Linked DNA regions of Homo sapiens: region 1 is linked to region 2. Evidence: chromatin loops called from intact Hi-C (ENCODE). Cell type or tissue: OCI-LY7. All regions are shown on one strand. Each heading gives the region's core, and the rest is flanking DNA. Links, peaks and the distances in the headings are about the cores only.

What was found. Hi-C counts contacts between places; a loop is a spot of excess contacts. Peaks named below come from ENCODE experiments on the same cell type or tissue, not always from the same donor. Only the 100,000 strongest peaks of a DNase experiment are listed, where the experiment ranks them.
Region 1: it touches region 2 in a loop (3-fold over the local background); 2 of 110 quality-filtered maps call a loop at or near these places.

What each region holds. Positions count from the first base shown.
Region 1 is chr4:132,260,355-132,270,920 of GRCh38, forward strand. No RefSeq gene overlaps it. Among named protein-coding and RNA genes, the nearest start is that of LINC01256, 330 kb to the right of the region's middle. In OCI-LY7, for the core only: a CTCF peak has its summit at 6,718 (motif pointing right); DNase peaks (open chromatin) are centred at 6,217 and 6,867; H3K4me3 peaks cover 1,928 bases; H3K27ac peaks cover 2,500 bases.
Region 2 is chr4:132,609,182-132,619,747 of GRCh38, forward strand. All of the region lies in intron 1 of LINC01256 (long intergenic non-protein coding RNA 1256), which reads left to right. Among named protein-coding and RNA genes, the nearest start is that of LINC01256, 23 kb to the left of the region's middle. In OCI-LY7, for the core only: a CTCF peak has its summit at 5,701; a DNase peak (open chromatin) is centred at 5,720.

The DNA of each region.
Region 1 (10,566 bases), core at 5,425-7,924, 350 kb before region 2:
TTTAATAATGTATAATCAATTGGCCATCTCAAATTGCATCAAATATGTGTATACATAGTACACTGTGTTTTAGTTCTATATATTTTCCTTTCCTGGCACCATGTTCAGTTTTTCAGATATTACCATCAATTGTTTCTTACCTATCTGAGGCACTATTGTCATTGGAACAAGGCTGTGATTATAGTAAAAGTTCATTGAAGGCAAATCATTTTGTTCTTAAATGAGAGCTACGCTGCCACATTTTTTTAAATCATCACATCTTTTTGCTCTGACTAAATGTTTAGCTAGTTCTCTCCAATTTCATATGACAGTTTCATAAATTGTTTTCTACTCAAAGCTTAAACTATGCCAAGAAATTATGAAGTGCCAAGAATAACTGACAACACATAGAACTAAATACTGTTTCAATAAACCAATATTTGCAGAAACATTGTAAACAATTATCAAATTTTTTACTTCTATTCTATGATTCCAATCCATCATTCTCCTTAAACAGTACATGTATGCAATTTGCACAAAACCATTTTCTGCAACATGTCCTTGAGGAAATGTGTTCCAATGGCATTTAATCACAGGTGCCAAGAATGAATCCACACTGGACTCTATGTGCAGATAGTAAATCATCTGCTAATGAGCTATCACAGTTTTTACTACCTAAATAGTTCGAAAAACAGTAACAACTAGAAAAAAACAGGAAAAAATGTTTTAATATAAGAGTATATGTCAATGATTTGCATTGCAACCCATGTTAACAGAGAATTTCATATTTTCACATTAGTATCTACTTTATTTTATATTGTATTGCTCATAATCAAGAAGAGATTTTTTTCTCACAGTTTTAAATATATGCCTATAACTGAATAACCTAATTTACACAAAGATGTTTGTCTAAGAGACACCAAACTATGTAAGATAAAAATGAAATCAAATATATATACGTGTGTGTATGCAGACATAGCCATATATAAAAATTTATGTCTATAAATAGTTATAGATAATAATAGATTATATACCTACATACATAAAACATTTAGTTTAATTTACATATAAATAGACATTTACATACATTTGTAGTGGGAGAGGGTATGTGTATGTGTACATATTGCCTTAGTATTTGTATGTTTTGAAATTTCAAACAAGTAATAATAAAGTAAATATGTTATTAAACTATATTTAGTTAGGAGAATAAAATAAACACAAACCAATATGCTGTTTCAAATTTTATTTCACAAGGAGTAAAAGAGGTTACTTCTGTTACATCAAACATAAGATAATGTCTTTTACAGGCTCAGATTGAAATAATAAAGTGGAAACATATTAGGTAATTCAACCAATACCTTGCTGATTTTTCAATATCTTTTAATACTATCATTATTGAATTAAATATCGACTATCAGATAATATAGTTATCTGATATACAGTTATATTGGTGGGACTGTAAACTAGTTCAACCATTGTGGAAGACAGTGTGGCGATTCCTCAGGGATCTAGAACTAGAAATACCATTTGACCCAGCCATCCCATTACTGGGTATATACCTAAAGGATTATAAATCACGCTGCTATAAAGATACATGTACACGTATGTTTATTGTGGCACTACTCACAATAGCAAAGACTTGGAACCAACCCAAATGTCCATCAATGATAGACTGGATTGAGAAAATGTGACACATATACACCATGGAATACTATGCAGCCATAAAAAATGATGAGTTCATGTCCTTTGTAGGGACATGGATGAAACTGGAAACCATCATTCTCAGCAAACTATCACAAGATAAAAGATTTAGCAACTTATTCTTTGATTCTACTCATCTTCATCTTTTGTTTTTTATATTTTAATTGAAGGATGCCTAGTTCTAGAGAGGGTCTGAATTTAAAAATTTTTAACTTGTAGTTTAAAAAATTATGAAAAAATATTGAAGAGTTTTATAAGTATTGGTTCGTGCTTTCAATGATTTCTATCTATTTTTATCAAAGAATGAATTGAAATATAACTTCAAATGTAAAGCAACATAATTAAGCAATAATTAAAATTATTTGCAAATGATATGTGAAGTTAAGCAGAACATCAGAATACTAGTTAATGGAAATTTCTCTTTTCCTGAGAAACATATAAAAATGTTAGCCTATATACTTTGAGTTTAAGATGTTCAAACACAAAACAAACTTCACTGTGTTTTTTGATATAAATTACAGATATGTGCTTTCTTTAATGAAGAATTGTGCATTTTTTGGTTTATTCTGAGTATGCAAATTTGACTTATAAAAAAATAATGCAAACAATTTTAAAAATATTTTTTCAACTTACACAAACTTTTTGAAGTTATACAACTTGTTTAACTATTATGGTATTGATATAGTTTGGGTCAGTGTGCCTGCCCAAATGTCATGTCAAATTGTAATCCCCAGTGTTGGAAGTGGGACCTGGTGGGAGGTGATTGGATCATGGTGGTGGCTTTACCTTTTGGTGCTGTTTTCATGGTAATGAATGAGTCATCCTGAGATCTGGTTGTTTAAAAGTGTGTAACACCTCCCCTCTCTGTCTCTTCCTCCTGCTCCAGCCATGTAAACTGTGCCTTCTTCCCCTTGGCCTTCCACTATAACTGTACATTTCCTGAGGCCTCCCCAGGCATGCTTCCTATAGAGTCTGCAGAATGGTGAGTGGATTAAGCATCCTTTTTTTAAATAAATTACCCAGTCTCAATTATTTCTTTTTAGCAGTGTGACAACAAACTAATGCAGGTACATAACAAAACTTTGTAGGAAGGAGAATTATCATTCAATAATTGTTGATTCAGGTACTCAGAAAAATAAAACAAATTGTAATTATTAGCTATTAAAATAATCTACCATTCTTTAATATTTAACCATTCCATATAGTTTTTATCTGTAAATAGTAAACTGTAGTCCATATAAACTTATTAAGCATTTTATTACTAATGTACAACCCAAACTGATAAATCTACTTTATTATGGTGTATGTGTATATATATACAAAAATTTAAAATAAGTGGGAATTTTTTAGTCCCAACATTTAGGTGAGTGTGTTTTTGTTTTTTGTGTGAGTTTCTTTTCTGTGTGTGTGTGTGTGTGTGTGTGTTGTTGTTGTTGTTTTGTGTTTGTTTTTGCTTATTAATTGAGTATTTCATTAACCAATCAAGTTAATCAACTTGACTCTAAGATGGTAAGATGCACTATAAATGTGAGAAGCACATTCATTGTTAATAAGATGTTCTCAATTAATTAGAAAGTATACTGAGTGTTACTACATACTTTACTATTACTAAAACTTCTAAATATCTATTGCTTCATAAAGAAAATAAAACTTGCCATGTGTGCTGGCTCATGCTTATAATTCTAGCACTTTGGGAGGTGAAGGCAGGAGGATTACTTGAAGCCAGGTGTTTAAGACTAGCCTGGGCAACATGGCAAAGTGCTGACTTAAAAAAAAAAAATCAAATCTGCTGAGAATGGTGGCACACACCTGTAGTCCTAGGTAATTGGGAAGCTGAGGCTGGGGCATTACTTGAGCCCAAGAGTTTGAGGCTACAGTGAGCTAGGATTGTGCCACTGCACTCCATCCTGGGTGACAGAGCAAGATCTTATCTCTAATTAAAAGAAGATAAAACTTTCCCCTTGCTAAACTAGGCATAAAATGAAGTGTTACATGTTGATATTTTAAAAGTAGCTTAAAATATGACTGAGAGATAATCATGAATTTCATATTTTGGAAAAAATAAGACAGAAGAGAAAGGAAATAATTTGGTTTGAGATAAGTAGCTAAGATAATAGGAACAAACTGCAAGACCATAAAACTTTTCCAACAAGGCTAAAATAATGCACTATTTAAAAAGTATTTACTTTTCCAAGGACCTTTATGTTCTTTTATGCAATCTTCTCAGTCTTTTTTGCAAACCTTCTCAAAGCCATGCAACAGACTGGAGAAAAGGCAGCAAAATACAATAAACTTCCTCTGACCTTCAGAAGTTTAGTAAAGTTGAGTAATTAGGAAAAGATGAGATGAAACAACAATTTCTCATGATCACTATTTGTAAACCAGTCTGCACTTCAACAGTCTGCAACTACTGACAAAATATTAGGTTAAAATAGGCAGAATTAACTGATAGTGATAATTTAAAAGTGCTACAATTGGTAAATTTAAATATCTAATGTGAAATATCTAATGTTTGAAATGTTGTGACATGCAAAAGCTATATTTAAATAACTTATTAAAACAAACAAATACATATTTATGATAGGAAATTATAAAATAAACAAGAAAAAAATCATCCAAAATCTAATCGCTCATAAGATTTGTGTAGTTATGTATGTTCAAAATACTTTATACATATATAATTTACATATCTAAATCTTTCTATGTACATGGTAAAAATAAAATCATAATGTATAAATGATTTACTAATACTGTTGAATGTATATATAATAATGTATTTAAAATATTTACATGTTGCCATTGTAAACATAAAGGTTTGTATATAGTTCAAATTGAACTTAAATTGCCTTTGGCAATGTGAGTAGACAATTGTTTTTCTTTGTTTCTCTAATTTATTCATTTCTAGATTTAATTTTACAATCCACCAGTGACATTCTGTGGAAAATATTTTCATGAGTCTTTACTGGCAGACTGATGGAAATACTAAACACTTTAATAAATATTACACGTTTCATTGTAGAATGAAATATTAGCTGATGATCAATACAAACCAAGGAAATGAAATTAAATGCAATAGACACTTATGCATTAAAATACTTTCTAAAAATCATAAAATATAGATAAACTAATGCAAAACATATGATCATTTGGTTATAAATGGTTATTTGTTTACATTTTATACAGATGGTTCCCAAACTTGGATGCATATTATAACTATGTGGGGAGTCTTAAAAACTACTGATGCCTAGCCTGAACCTAGAGATTCTAATGGACTTGGTCTGGGGTATAATCTGTGTATATGAATTTTTTAAATGTTCCTTGATGTTTTCAATGTGGAGCCAGTGTAAAGAGCTGCTGAGTAGCATCTCCAGGGACGTTAAGAAATTTAACTTTTCAGTCTAATGTCAGTTTACAGCAATATTCCTCATGTGTCCAGATATTAAATTAAAAGTATAGTTTTCCTATAAATCCCTCTGTATTTTCACTAGTATTTTTCAACTGATAGACATTTAACATATTATTTGTATATGTATAGTCAGGTAATAAATTGTATCTTTTTAAAACTCATATGTAATGATATGCAAGTGCCTAAATTTCAATTTAACTTAAAATGACTCTGACTTTAAATAGTCTCTTGTATTTTAAATCCTAAACTTGCTTTCCCTTCATAGATGCAAAAGAGCCCTGGGGAATTTAAAGATGATTTCTTCAAATTCACATACACAAGTAGACCTATATGGAACATACACAAATAGACTTATATGGAATCTCTTTAATAAGGGCAAGTTATGACTTATTTGTGTTAAATTTTGAGTATTGTATCTTTATCTAGATTATGGAAAACATATTATCCACACATAGACACATGCATACACACTCACACATAAACATATGTATGTGTATAAAGGCATTAGCGGAAAATGTACGTTCATACTAAATAGGCAAAAGTATTTATGGGAGCATTTTATTTTTATCAGTAAGATAGTTTTTATTCAGTGAATACTTTATATAAACCTGATGCTTTTCTGTGAAGCATTTCTTTTAGCTCTAAAAGGAATGATATTATAAATGCTGAATAAAAAATGATATTTGGGGGTATTGTGTTTTAATATCATTATACCATATACATATTAGTTCTAAAAACAAATGCTTTCAAATATCCAATGTTTAACCATGCTAAAAATGATATCTCAACTGTTGCTACCAAATTTTTCTACTTTAGTATTTTCCATTAAAAGGAAAAAATGTATATTTTCTGTAAATAAAAGCTTGTTTAAGGCCAAAGAATTTTATTATCAACCTAAAATATACTGCAAGAAGGTCTTAAATATTATAAATAGCATTAATACTTTTTTTCTGTTGTTTGGTGGCATATGTTTGGCAAAGAGCGGTAGTAAAAGACTTTGAAGTGGGAATCTCCGTTTTCAGAGAGGAACTTTCGCAGGTGTTGAAGCTGTATGGGCCTCAGATGTTCTTAAAGATCTAAGACAACAGAATTTCTCTCCAAACCATTAAAGTTTGAAGAGCAACTGAACAGATGTTCATTGTTTCATTTAATATTTCAGACAGCTGCATAATGGCACTGTGTTGTGGTTTTTTTTTTTCACTCTTTAAGAACATTTAAAAACTAAACTTGGTTTAAGGTCACTTCTGATGACAGTTTGAACTGGTCTGACAGCTGTTTAAATGTTTTTGACATCTGCCTGGGAAGATGGACTTCCTGTCTTTCCTCTGCCTGAATTGATGCTACATGTTTTTTAAAAATAACTTTTGTTCTTTAACAAAGTCAAAAAATACATAAAGTAATATTTTAAAAGGTTGTATATTTGAGATGCATATATCTGTGTATATTCATTGCATCTGTAATTCACCACCCCCACACAAGACATATAACTCTTTCTCCCAGAAGTGACATAATATAAATGTCTCACATGTAATTAAAATTAAAAGAGTTTACTTCATTCATACTTTATGAGCAATAAAACATTATTGCTTATTAAAAAAAGAATTCCCAAATGTTTAGTGTCATTTCCCTGAAAGGTACAGCAGATGGCAGGCACAGGTATATTAAATGTAATCTCCGTAATAACCTTAAATATACTTGCAATTATTTGAGATTAGTCTGGGTATTTGCATGAAAGCACTGTGGGACACCCAGATTTGGTCTGGCTGAACTTTGCTTTTCCCCAAGGCTTATAGGTTTTGTTCAGGGAACTTAACGATTTCTTGGGTATGTTCAAATCCCCTGCATACCTGAGTGGGGAAACCTCTTGAGGTGTATATTTTATACCATATGACAGACAGGAAAGAAAAATCTGAGTGTTTTGAGTTCTTAACCTGATCTAAGGGAGCATCAGTACTGTGTTTGTCCTCTTTGGCCTCAGAGAAAGCAAAAAGAGTGAAAAAGCTAAATACGACAAAATGTGATGTAGCTAAGATATGCTTCTACAGTGTTGCTTCGAAGAGGTTGGAACTATATTCTTTTCAAGCTGTGCTTGACTGTAGCAACAGAGCTCAAAAAAGAACTACCATAAACAGCCTACTATTCATAGTGGTGAGGGTAAAAATAAATTAGCTGGCTTCTAAAAACCCAAGAACTATATGGATAAATTTTAACTGAAACTGTGCCCTTTTAGAAACTACCACTTGGTATACATATCTCAACACTAAGTTGTACATGATAAGTACTTACAATTTCATCTGTCAATTAAAACAACAATAATAATAAAACTACCACTAGCAAACAAAATAGATGAAAAAGCATAAATTTCTGTCACACTAAAATAGTTACTGGGATCTACTGTCATTCAAAATATATTACACTAAAAAGAAGACAGACATAATGTAAAAAAGCCAGACATAGTTTTATTATATTAATAGTTATTACCATCACAGTTTATGTCTCATTGCCTCTATTCTATAGAGAGAGTATCTAAATCTTCATTATTTTATTGAACCCATCTGAAGATCTCATGGATAGCAAGTCAAAGGGGATTCAAGTTCATATTTGGCTAATTCCAAAGAATATTTTCTTTCCACTATATTTTCTTACTTTCCTTAATATCAATACCTCATTGTTTAGCAGTCATTGCACTAATTAAGATTTTGTCATATTTTATTTATTGAGTAAAGTTCATTTTCAAAGTAAAAAGCACCAAATCTTATACAGGTTACACATGTAAAGAACCATAAGAACAATGTAGTCTAAATCATCCAATTTATGAGTGAACAAATTAAAGTCCAAGCCATATAATTAGTTGCAGTTAAAGAGGGAAAAGGTTAGTGTTTGTTTTTTTCAATATGATACATTTGTGAAATGTTAGAGAGTAAAATAAAACTCTAAGAAAAGTCACTCAGACTGAGAATTTAACAGGTTATATTGAAGTTCTCCATGTTTGGGAGGTCATTATAATTCTTAACAGTCTCACTTTTACAGTCAAGTCACAGTGATGACTCAATTTCTCTAGTTTTTGTATTAAGAAGAATTTGTTTTAAATAAAAGTTGTTTTCTTTCTTTGTTTTTCTTTTTTTAAAAAAACACCAAAAAAGGATGAATAAAATATTTTAAAAGTTTATTTTATTTATATTTAGCAATTATTTATTTAGCAACTAAAATGTGCCAAGTCCAATTCTTAGAGCTATGAATAAAAAGAAAAAGGATAACAGACAACTTTCCTATTCTTAAAGGACAGTTAAGAATGTTGCATGAGATAACAACTTAAGTAAACAAAACTAATTTAGCTTGTTTATATCGGCTATCAGATCAAACCAAATTTCATCTTCTTAAACAATATGATGAGTTTTAGATCATTTTGTTAATACATATTATAAATTCTGTTTATTTATTTATTTAGAGACAATCTCACTCTGTCACCCAGGCTGGAGTGCAGTGGCATGATCTCAGCTCACTGCAACCTCCACCTCCTGGGTTCAAGTGATTCTCATGCCTCAGCCACCCAAGTAGCTGGAATTACAGGTGTGTACCACCAAGCTCGGCTAATTTTTGTATTTTTAGTGGAGACGGGGTTTCACCATGTTGGCCAGGCTGGTCTTGAACACCTGACCAAGTGATCCACCTGCCTCGGCCTCCCAAAGTGCTGGGATTACAGGCATGAGCCACCACTACCGGCCTATAAGTTCTCAATAAAATAATAGGTAATCATGTCAGGCATTAGACCTGTGTTATATATTGGGTTCAAACACATTTTATGCTTTTTTTTTCCTGCTATGAGTTTTTAAATTATTTTACTTGTAAATACACACTATGTATCTCCAAAAAAGGGATAGTCCCTATAGCAGCTTCATGCAAATCAGAAAGATGTGCCCTGGTAGCTTGACAACTTGGTCTTAATCAAGAGGAGCATTTCAGCGCCCTGAGTCCAGAGGTTCTGGCTCTTCACACAAGTGCAGCCATGCTCTGGTCTACTCCCACATACATCAGGTATCGGGTCTGTCATTGATGCCTCTGGCAACAGAAACAATCCAAGCTTTCCCAATCTTAAGCTGAAGAAAAGGTATCTGGTTTGATATTAGCCAAAGGGAAATAAACACGACGTCTGATGTGACAAACTGGCAAAGAAAATGACCACAGCAGACAGTACATCAGCAGCATGGTCAAGACAGATGTATATGTCGGTTCCATTGAATGAATGCTTCCATGAAGCATTACTCTCAAGGGAGAAGTGTACTCTCAAGGATACTCAGGGTCTTGTGAGAAGGTGTTGGTTTATATAGGAGGGGGTTGCTCCTCTGTTGCTCTCTCCAGGAGGCCTGGAATCTCTCACCTGCCCATGCCAGATAATGTGCTGTTATATAGCTATGGAGTATACTGTGCTTTTTAACTGAGAACTTTTTGCATTGAACAACCTGAATAGCTATAATGGATATAATATAATGCTTCATAAACTCACCTAACTATATAAATTCTTCCTCCTCCAAAAAAACATTTTTGGGAGACTTCTACAGAGGTCAGTAAAATAGTTCAATATATTAATGTTTGTATTAAATTGGTATATTAAATTATATTAAATAAGTATACTAAATTCAGCTAATTTTAAAAGCACTTGATTTAATTGTTAAAGGTTAATTCAAACAGTGCAAATTAAAATTGGAAAAATCTACTAGTATGTACATACAAAGAAATAAAATTGTTAAAAATTATGCTGGAAACCGGAGTTACTATATAATCCAATCTACAATAATTTTTATGTACAACTTTTACAGTATTTAGTAGATATTTAAGTTACAGAGAGAAGTGATAATAGAACTGTTACCTTCAGTCAGAACATAGGACACTTTAATGTTATTTTGAGGACAATAGAATTCTATATATCACTGATAAAATTGACAATTTTTATAAATTAGCAAATTGTTCCCACATACCTCATATTTCAATATTGACATATTTCATTTGGTCGCTGTTTATTTTTGAAACAATATCAGAAGATATATTTTTAATCTTAGGAAACATTGTGTCAAAATCATGATATAAATGAATGTATTTTATTCATTGTTTAATACAAATCAGTTTGAAAAAAAAGACACAAATTATCAGCATCAGGATTAAAAGAGGTGGTATCAGTAAACCAGGCACTATCACCAATACAGTACAGACATTAAAGGATAAAAAAATACTGTAATTGGATTCATATAATAAATTTGAAAACAGATGAACTGGAGCCATTCCTTAAAGACAAATTACCAAAATCACTCAGAACAAGATATATAACCTGAACAGCCATGTATCTATTTAGAAATATTAAATTTGCAGTTTAAAAGCTTCCAAAAAAACCCTTTGGTTTTAGATGGTTCCACTGGTGACTTCTACTGGTTATTTAAGGGAAAAATGCTACTAACTCTTGGTAATTTCTTACAGAAAATAAAAGA
Region 2 (10,566 bases), core at 4,269-6,768:
AATGTGCATTACCATGATGTATTTGTTTTCAACTGGATTGCTTTGCTAATGCTCTGTTTCCTTCTAATCATGGAGCACATTTATGTAAAATTATTCCTGAATTATCCTTATTAAGTGTTGGTATCAGGGTTTTGCTCACGTCACAAAATGTGTTTGGAAATATTCCTACTTCTTTTATTTTATGTAAGGGTTGGTGTGACATAGTATTATTTCCTCTTTCAAATGTTTGATAGAATTCAACTGTGAAGTCGTATGGGTCAGAAATTTCTTTCTTCTTTTTTGGAAGGGGTAAAAAGTTTCAATAATAAATTCAATTTTTAACAGATATAAAAGTATTCTAATATTTTATTCCTTTTTGACTAATTTAGAAAGTTTCACCTTTGAAGTCAATGGTCCATTTTTTCCTACATTATGGAATCTATAGTTATGTTTCCTTTTCATTATTGAGTATTTGCAATTGTTTTCTGGATCAATATTGCTATTCATATCAATTTTAGGAATCTTTTTTAGAAAATGACCTTTGACTCTTGGTTTTCTCTATTCTTTGACTTCTATTTTATTATTATTATTATTGTTATTATTTCACTAACAGATTTAATTTTCTCTTCTTCTATAGCTTCCTAATGGAGCAATTTGAGTTACTAAGTTTTAAAGCTCTACTTTTTAAAAATTAGAAGCAGATAAAGCTAGAAATTTTCCTCTTAGCACTGCTTTAGCTGACTCCCACAAATTTTGATATGTTGTCGTTTTATAACTAGTTTCCAATATGTTATAACTTGTATTTTAATTCCTCCTTTCAAATTTTTAATATGGTTTGAAAGGTTTTAATTTATCTTGACATAAATTGTTTAGGAATATGTTGATTATTTTGTGTATATTTGGAAATTTCCTAGATACCTTTGTGTTATTCCTTTCTAATTTAATTCCATTTTGATGAATAATATATTTAATATAATTTTAACTTTCTTAAATTTATTGAGACCCTTTCTTATTACTCACAACTCTATTCTGAGAAAAGAAACATGTACCTTTTAAATGAATGTTTATTCTTGCTTTCATTGAGCATGTGTGATATTCTATATATGTCAATTAGTTTACGTTAGTCAAAAGCATTTACATATACAGTCATGCGTTGCTTAATGATGGGAATATGTTCTGAGAAGTGCAATATTAGGTAATTTTTTTGTTGTGTAAACATCATAGAGTGTACTGACAGAAATCAAGATGGTACAGCCTACTACAAACTTAGGCTATATAGTATGGCCTGTTGCTCTAGGCCACAAACTTGTACAGCATGTTACTGTACTGGATACTGTAGGCAATTTTAACACAATGGTAAGAATTTCTGTATCTAAGCATATCTAAACATAGAAAAGGTACAGTAAAAACACAGTATAAAATATAAAAAAAATTGTACACTTGTATAGGGCACTTACCATGAATGGAGCTTGCAAAATTGGAAGTAGCTCTGGGTGAGTGAGTGAGTGAGTGAGTGGTGAGTGCATGTGAAGACCTAGGACATTACTCCACACTACTGTAGACTTTATAAACACTGTATACTTAGGCTACACCAAATTTATAACAAAATATTGTTCTTTCTTAATAACAAATTAATCTTATATTGTAACTTTTTTACTTCATAGACTTTTTAAATTTGGCCTTTTTATAATAACACAGCTTAAAACACATATTGTACATCTATACAAAAATATATTATTTTATTATATCTTTATTCTATAAACCCTTTTCTATTTTAAAAATTTTTAATTATTTTTTTCTTTATTTGTTAAATGTTATTTTATTAAAAATGAAGACACACACACACATTAGCCTAGGCCTATACAGAGTCAGATCATCAATATGACTGTCTTCTACCTCTATATCTTGTCCCACTAGAAGATGGTCAGGAACAATAACATACTAGAAGCTAACTTGTACAACAATGTCTTCTTCTGGAATACCTCCTGAAGGACTTGCTTGAGGCTGTCTTTCAGTTAACTGTGTAGAAAGAACATACTCTAAAATAATAATAAACTATGACATACAAAACAAATGCTAGTGCACTATTACTTGAAAACAAATAAATAGTATATTAAAGATATGATAATAGGCAGTGGGGTATGTGTATGTGTGTGTGTATATCTACATCTATATACCTATATCTATCTATATATTTCCCCTAAGATCTAAAGGTAAAGTAGAGTCCACTGGGGAGACAAATGTAAAGAACATAATGTAGTCAATGGAAACTTCAGGTTCAATAAAAAATTAGAAAAGTGTAATTCTTATTGCCTATAGACACATTTACTTCTTTGATTCTCAATATCTACAAATATTTGTGAACATAGTCTTCTTCTAAATAGAGAAGGTTATGAAATAAAAGCTTACATTGGAGACATTTTCCAAACACACTTTTCAAACTGATAGTACAAACTAGCTCAAAAATATAAAACTGGACAAGAATTCTATTTCATTCTTAATATCAAAAGTCCTTTCTCACTTAAATGTAACTTACTGAAGCACTTTTCCTTGCATATATCCATGCATTCTCTCATTATGTTAAGCTTATTCCATTAAAAATATTTCAAATAAAATCAGTGATTGCTCTTTGTGAAATGTATGGGAATTAAGACATGATTTTCTAATTTTTATTATTGATAAATATTTTAACAATATTTAATTCAGAAGATATAAAATAGGTTTTAAAATTTTAATTATATTTCACTGAAAATACATTTTACCTTCATTTTTCATCAATTACTCAACCTGTATGTTTTTCTACATATCTAAGCTATCACTTTCTAATACTCTTTGTATCTTACTTAACTAAATAGACTATTACAGGTAAATTTTTAATGCTATTTCCAATCAATAGAATTGCAATGTTAATATCAAACAACTCCATTTAAAAAAATACACACACCTTTAAAACACTGTGCTCAAATATTAAATTACATTTCAACAAAAGCTTTCTGTTTCAGCTGCTTATGTTATAGGAGACTTAACTGAAAATATAGAGATGATAACTAATGTTGAGGGAAATTAGAAAACAACATTATTGTACAATATGTTATAATGTTAAATTAGTAAAAATGATGTTTCTACAGAACTGGGTTTATTAAAAAAACTAATAAATATTGGTATATAAATTTTGTTCATGTAAATTAGTACTCAAATTCACTTACTACCACAATTAACTATAATATTAATGTTAATAATTACTTCTTAGTATAAATAATACACCTAAAAAACACTGGTGAAAATATTTTAAATATTATCAAGGTTTTGCATAATTACATAAAGAGAAATGTGCCATTTTTCACACATCATTACTCCTTGAAATACAACCATATACATTTCTGGATATTTTGTTACTTTTAAATTGACAAAATTGAAGATGTTGGAAGAAAGAAAATTGCAGGCAGAAAATGGTAAACTTCTATAAACTTCTCTAAATCATGCTGTACAGATTAGATAACATATGCAGCCTCGTGAGAATTGTTCAAGTCTATTATATTCTGATTATTATAGTCAAATCATCTTATGATTCATTACAGTACAAGGAGACAGTATTTCAGCAGCTATCAGTATTTCTTTTTCCAGTAAATGGAGTTCCAAACTTGCATTATCCTACATTGGCTGTTTAGGCCTCTTCCCTGGGAATGCAGCTATAACAGGCTCTTTGAACCCAGGAGGACCCTATTGAGTAGCTTCCCTTTATCTACCATTGATTTATATTAAAAATTTTAAATCCTGTTACCTGTTTCTAAACTCTAAAGCCAACAAAACTGAAGAATAGCAATTTGTCTAAAAGAGTGTATGAAATTTAAAAAATTAAATAAAGAACATTAAAAGAAAAAGTAACTTGTCATATAAAATCATATTGTAACTCTAAAATTCAAAAGAGTGTAGTATTTGTATAGGTAGGCACATCACACGAGGAAAAGAAAACGAGGAAGGCTAAAATAGAGTCAAGAATATATAAAAACCTCAATTATGAGAAGAGAGTGAACACCAGTGGGGAAAAAGGATGTTGTATTTGTAATGAATACTGCTAATGTCTCTAAATTTCCTGATTTCTAGACATGCTGCACAGATATGATATTGGGTAGGAGCGAATTAACTTAGAAGAACCCTGCTATAGTAGAGTGGACTCACCAGCATCTCTTCATGAGCCCCATCTCCACGGCTTTCACTTTTTATGAGTGACTGTGAGAGTGGCCTGATATCAAAAAGACTGCTTGAGAACTAGGCAATCTGAGCTTAGGTGTTCATAGTTTACAAAATCAATTGTTAAAACCAGTTGCTAAAGTAACTGTGTCTGTAGACAGTTATAGCCAGTGGTGGAAGCCTGCACACTGGTGCTAAGCGAAGCACAGAATCTCCTGCTAAGCTGCAGTCAAGGCCCTCCTGTTCCAAACAGCTCATTACCAGGTAATCCAAGATATGTTATCATAGAACCATTCTTCTAAATAATGTTTATTATATTTAGAAACACAGAGGGGGAAAGGGCAAAAGCTGGGAAAAAAAACCTTGCATTGCCTGTAATTTACTTAAGTTTTAATATCTGAAATACATAAAAATTAAATAGAAAAAGGCAAATAATCTAGTAGAAATAGATTAAAAGATTAGCAGACAAATAACCTAATTCTTATTAGCAATCTTAGCAAAAAATTGGAACGATTAGGTCAACAGCAATTAAAAATGTGAAAACAAGTGTTGGCTAGGATGTGAAACAAACAAACTGCTAACAGGTACTTAAATCTGTTCAACTACCTTGAGAAACTGAAGATATACATATCCTATGACTCCGACATTTTGTACACATGCAGTGAGGGAAACAAACAAGGATACACATAGACACTTTGTATAATGCAAGCAAATAAAAACATTGCAAATATCTATCAACTATAAAATAGATAAATATTCAGGCAGTGTTCTACGTTAATGTAAGGAAATCAACGGCAGTGATATATGCTGCTATGGACAAAACTTAGGAACTCAATATTGGGAAAAAATAAGTTATAAATGATTCTTTACAGCAAAATCAATAGACAAAATGTGAAACTAAGCAAAATATTGCTTAGGGATAGAAATTTGTGGAAAACTAAAAGTAAATTTACAGGAATAATAACCACAACAATTTTGAAAATGGTTATCTCTGGAGTATAGAGGACAGAAGAATTTGACTAGAAAATGACACAGAAAACCTCAGTTTTTTAAAAGATTATAATTCACTTTACAATTTTATAAAGTGAAGTTGGTTTATAATATTTTCAGAAATAATAAATATATGTTGATGTTTTCATTGTAATTTTGTTTTATTTAATACAATTAGAACACTTTCAGCAAGATTGTACCTAGCTATAGATATATAAAAAATAAATTTTATTCTGTTATAAGTCTAAAATATTATATCACTGTTTAAATGTGATAATAAAAATGTAAAAAATGATACTGCATCAAAATTTGAAAACAAAAGTAGATAAATGGCATGTTTACAATTTTGTTTTGAAGAGTTCACCACCACACTGCAAATTGGAAAGAAAAAGTAAAGTTAAGTTACTAAACTTAGTAATTTTGTCTACATTTTATAGACATTTTCAAATAAAATAGTTTATAACCTTCCCAAATATTCATCTTTTTCATTAAGTCACTTTAGACAGACTATAAATGAAAAAATGTTAATAAAAAAATGCCATTGAATATCTGCCACCTGGTGGAAGTCAACTGGAACTATAAGAACAATTTTTTGTTAATTTTTCTTTCTGGTTATGTTTCTATATCTCCTTAAATAGAATGTTCTGCTTAAAGCAAAAGTGGGAATGAAAAGAGAGGGTGTTTTTTTTTGGTAGCTTCACAGACACTTAAAAATCATTTTGCAGAAATTATATAATCTCCCAAGTGAGGAATGTGGATAGTATAGTATAATTTCTTAAATGTATAATCAATACTGTGCTATGAAAATAGTATAAAGTTGTACAGTGAATTATATGAGAAAAATGGCTATACTCTGTTATAATTGATGCCAAAAATAAATATGTTTTCATTATTATTATTATTACTAACAGACTATAATAGTCATAAGTGTAAGACAAATGTAAATACCAAATAATTACATTTGGATACATTTCAGCCCTCACTTCAGTTCTCAAATACAGAAAAGGAAAGAAACATTGGTAAATAGAATATTATATATACAATAGTATCTCACATATTGTGATATTTGTCTTAGCCTTCATCTTTTGAGTCATCAGTTTTATTTGCACTGATAAAAGAACTTCCAGCCTGCTGATTTAGCTATGTTATTTCTTAATTTTTACTTAAACGGAACTTTATTTGTGTAGTTTTGGTCATTTATATTATGATTCTTTATATTGTTCAAAGTGAACAGTCATGTAAACATTTTTAAACACACATACACACACACACATATATATATCCATATGCATATATTCGACTTGTTGCAATATAGATAGCAAGAAAGGCCATCTATTTCTCTCAGTATTATTAGTTTTAAGGAGGAAATGAGCTAAAGTTACAAGAGTTTCCTTTTTTTTTTTATAAAACTAACTATATAAACTAGTATATAACCTAAAAAGAAATGTTCTATGGATTTTTTAACCCCAAATTAAAATTTCCTGCTTGCAAAATATATTGATTTGGGTGTCTTAAATTAATGCCTTGTTTCTACATAGACTCATTAATCTAAAGTAAAATTATAGTTCACTTAAAGATTCATAGTTTTCCTATATTAAGATAATTGACATGTATAATCTGAAGTGAAAAAAATGGGGAAATAATATTTTATTTCAAAAACATATAGGAAAAGTGATACAGACATATATTCCAGAATACCAAAGCAGTCCAACCTCTGTCTCAGCTAACTCCTCCCTTTATGCAAATTGCTGAGCAATTGGTTTGATTTGTAAAAGCAATGGCAACAAAAGCCAAAATTGACAAATGGGATCTAATTAAACTAAAGAGCTTCTGCACAGCAAAAGGAACTATCATCAGAGTGAACAGGCAGCCTACAGAATGGGAGAAAATTTTTGCAATCTGTCCATCTGACAAAGGGCTAACATCCAGAATATACAAAGAACTTAAACAAATTTACAAGAAACAAACAACCCCATCAAAAAATGTGTGAAGGATATGAACAGACACTTCTCAAAAGAAGACATTTATGCAGCCACCAAAGATATGAAAAAAAACTCATCTTCACTGGTCATTAGAGAAATGCAAATCAAAACCACAATGAGACACCATCTCATGCCTGTTAGAATGGCAATCATTAAAAAATCTGGAAACAACAGATGCTGGAGAGGATGTGGAGAAATAGGAACACTTTTACACTGTTGATGGGAGTGTAAATTAGTTCAACCATTGTGGAAGACAGTGTGGCGATTCCTCAAGGATCTAGAACTGGGAATACCATTTGACCCAGCAATCCCTTTACTGGGTATATACCCAAAGGATTATAAATCATTCTGCTATAAAGACACATGCACACCTATGTTTATTGCTACACTGTTCACAATAGCAAAGACTTGGAACCAACACAAATGTCCATCAATGATAGACTGGATAAAGAAAATGTGGCACATATACACCATGGAATACTATGCAGCCATAAAAAAGGATCAGTTCATGTTCATTGCAGGGGCATGGATGAAGCTGGAAACCATCATTCTCAGCAAACTAACACAAGAACAGAAAACCAAACACTGCATGTTCCCACTCATAAGTGGGAGTTGAACAATGAGAACACATGGGCACAGGGAAGGGAACATCACACACTGGGGCCTGTCGGGGGTTGGGAGGTAGGGAAGGGATAGCATTAGGAGAAATACCTAATGTAGATGACGGGTTGATGGGGGCAGCAAACCACCATGGCATGTGTATACCTATGTAACAAACCTGCATGTTCTGCACATGTACCCCAGAACTTAAAGTATAATAATAATAATAAACAAGACTGATTAATGATTTGTCTCTTTCTCCCTATTGTATAATTCAGTTCCTCAACAGTCTACCATTTCTAAAGAACATTAACTTTATGACATACACTGTTCACATGCACAGAGTAGATTTCTATTAGTGTGTTAGTCTGTTCTCACGCTGCTATAAAGATACTACCTGAGACTGGGTAACTTAAAGAAAATAGGTTTGGTCCACAGTTAGGCATGACTGAGGAAGTCTCAGGAAACTTACCATCATGGTGGAAAGTGAAGGGAAAGCAAGGCACACCTTACATGGTGGCGGGAGGGAGAGAGCAAGGAAGTACCACACTGTAAAACCATCAGCTCTCATGAGAACTCACTCATTATCATGAGAAGATCATGGGGGGACCACCCCCATGATCCAACCACCTCCCATAAGGTCCCTCCCTCAACACATGGGGATTGAAATTCAAGATGAGATTTGGGTGAGGACATAGCGCTAAACTGTATCATTCCACCCCTGACCCCTACCAAATCTCATGTCCTTCTCACATTTCAAAGCTAATCATCCCTTCCCAACAGTTCCCAAAATTTTAATTCATTCCAGCATTAACTCAAAAGTCCATAATCCAAAGTTTCATCTGAGACAAAGTCCCTTCCACCTATGAACCTGTATATCAAAAGCAAGTTAGTTACTTCCAAGAAAAAATGGCAGCACAGGAATTAGGTAAATGTTTCCATTCCAAATGGGAGAAATTGGCCAAAACAAAGGGGTCATAGACCCCATGTAAGTCTAAAACCTGGCTAGGTAGTCACTAAATCTTAAAGCTCCAAAATGATGTCCTCTTTGACTCCATGTCTCACATCCAGGATGTGCTGATGCAAAGGGTGGACTCCTATGGCCTTGGGGAGCTCTTCACCTGTGGCTTTGCATGGTACAGCCCTAGCTGCTGCTTTCACAGGCTGGCATTGAGTGCCTGTGGCTTTTCCAGGCACCCGATGCAAGCTGTCTGTGGATCTAACTTTCTGGGGTCTGGAGAATGGTAGTCCTCTTCTCACAGCTCCACTAGGCAGTACCCCCGTGGGTACTCTGTATGGGGGCTTTAACCCCACATTTCCCTTCCCCAGTGCCCTAGCAGAGATTCTGCCCCTGCAGCAAAATTCTGCCTGGACATCCAGGTGTTTTCATAGGCAGAGGTTTCTAAAACTTAACTCTTATATTCTGTACACCTGCAGGCCAAATACAATGTGGAAGCCACCAAGGCTTGTGGCTTGCACCCTCTGAAGCAATGGCTTGAGCTGCACTTTAGCCACTTTTAGCCATGGAGTGGCTGGGATGCAGGGCACCAAGTCTCAAGGCTGCACACACCAGCAGGGCCCAAGGCCGCACCCACAATACCATTTTATCTTCCTAGGCCTCTGGGCCTGTGATGGGAGGGCCTACCTTGAAGATCTCTGGCATGCCCTTGTGACTTTGTCCATTGTCTTGGGGATTAACACTTGGCCTCTCTTTACTTATGCAAATTTCTGAAGTCAGCTTGAATTACTCCTCAGAAAGTGGGTTTTTCTTTTCTACCACATGGTCAGGCTGCAAAATTTCCAAACTTTTATGCTCTGCTTCCCTTTTAAACACAATTTCCAATTTCGAAACTTCTGTTTGTAAGTGCATATAACTATAAGCTTTCAGGAAAAAAACAGCTCATATCCTGAATGCTTTGCTGCTTAGAAGTTTCTTCTGCTGGATCCCCTAAATCATCTCTCTCAAGTTCAAAGTTCCACAGATATCTAAGGCAGGGGGAAAATTCTGTCAGTCTCTTTACTAAAGTATAGCAAGAGTGACCTTTGCTCCAGTTCCCAATGAGTTTCTCATCTCCACCAGAGGCCACCTCATTCTGGAATTCAGTTTCCATATCACTATCAGAATTTTGGTTAAAACCATTCAACACATCTCTAGGAAGTTCCAGACTTTCCCACATCTTCCTGTCTTCTAAGTCCTTCAAACTGTTCTGAACTTTTCCCATTACCCAGCTCCAAATTTGCTTCTACATTTTCAGGATATCTTTGTATTATTGACCCACCCCTGGTACCAATTCTCTGTTATTGTCCATTATCACACTGCTATAAAGATACTACCTGAGATTAGGCAATTTATAAAGAGAGGTTTAATTTACTCACAGTTCTGCATGGCTGGGGAAGCCTCAGCAAACTTAAAATCATGGTGGAAGGTGAAGGGAAAGCAAGGCACATCTGACATGATGGCAGAAGAAAGAGAGTGAGGAAGTGCCTCTTTAAACTGTTACATCTCATGAGAACTCATTCACTATCATGAGAACAGCATGGGGGAATCTACTCCATGATCCAATAACCTCCAGTCAGGTCCCTCTCTCGACATGTGGGGATTATAATTTGAGATGAGATTTGGGTAAGGACACAGAGTCAAGCCATATTATTTAGTCATTTGAGCAATGCCCATGAAAATAACGTAGATTGTCAGGTCTTTTATATAGTACAGTATCTGCTGTGTCGATCTTGGGAATAGCCCCATGAGGAAAGTTTAAATTGTCTCTACTTTTCATGCTTTAGACATGAGTTTTGATTTAGATATTATCTAAGTGTGGAGTCC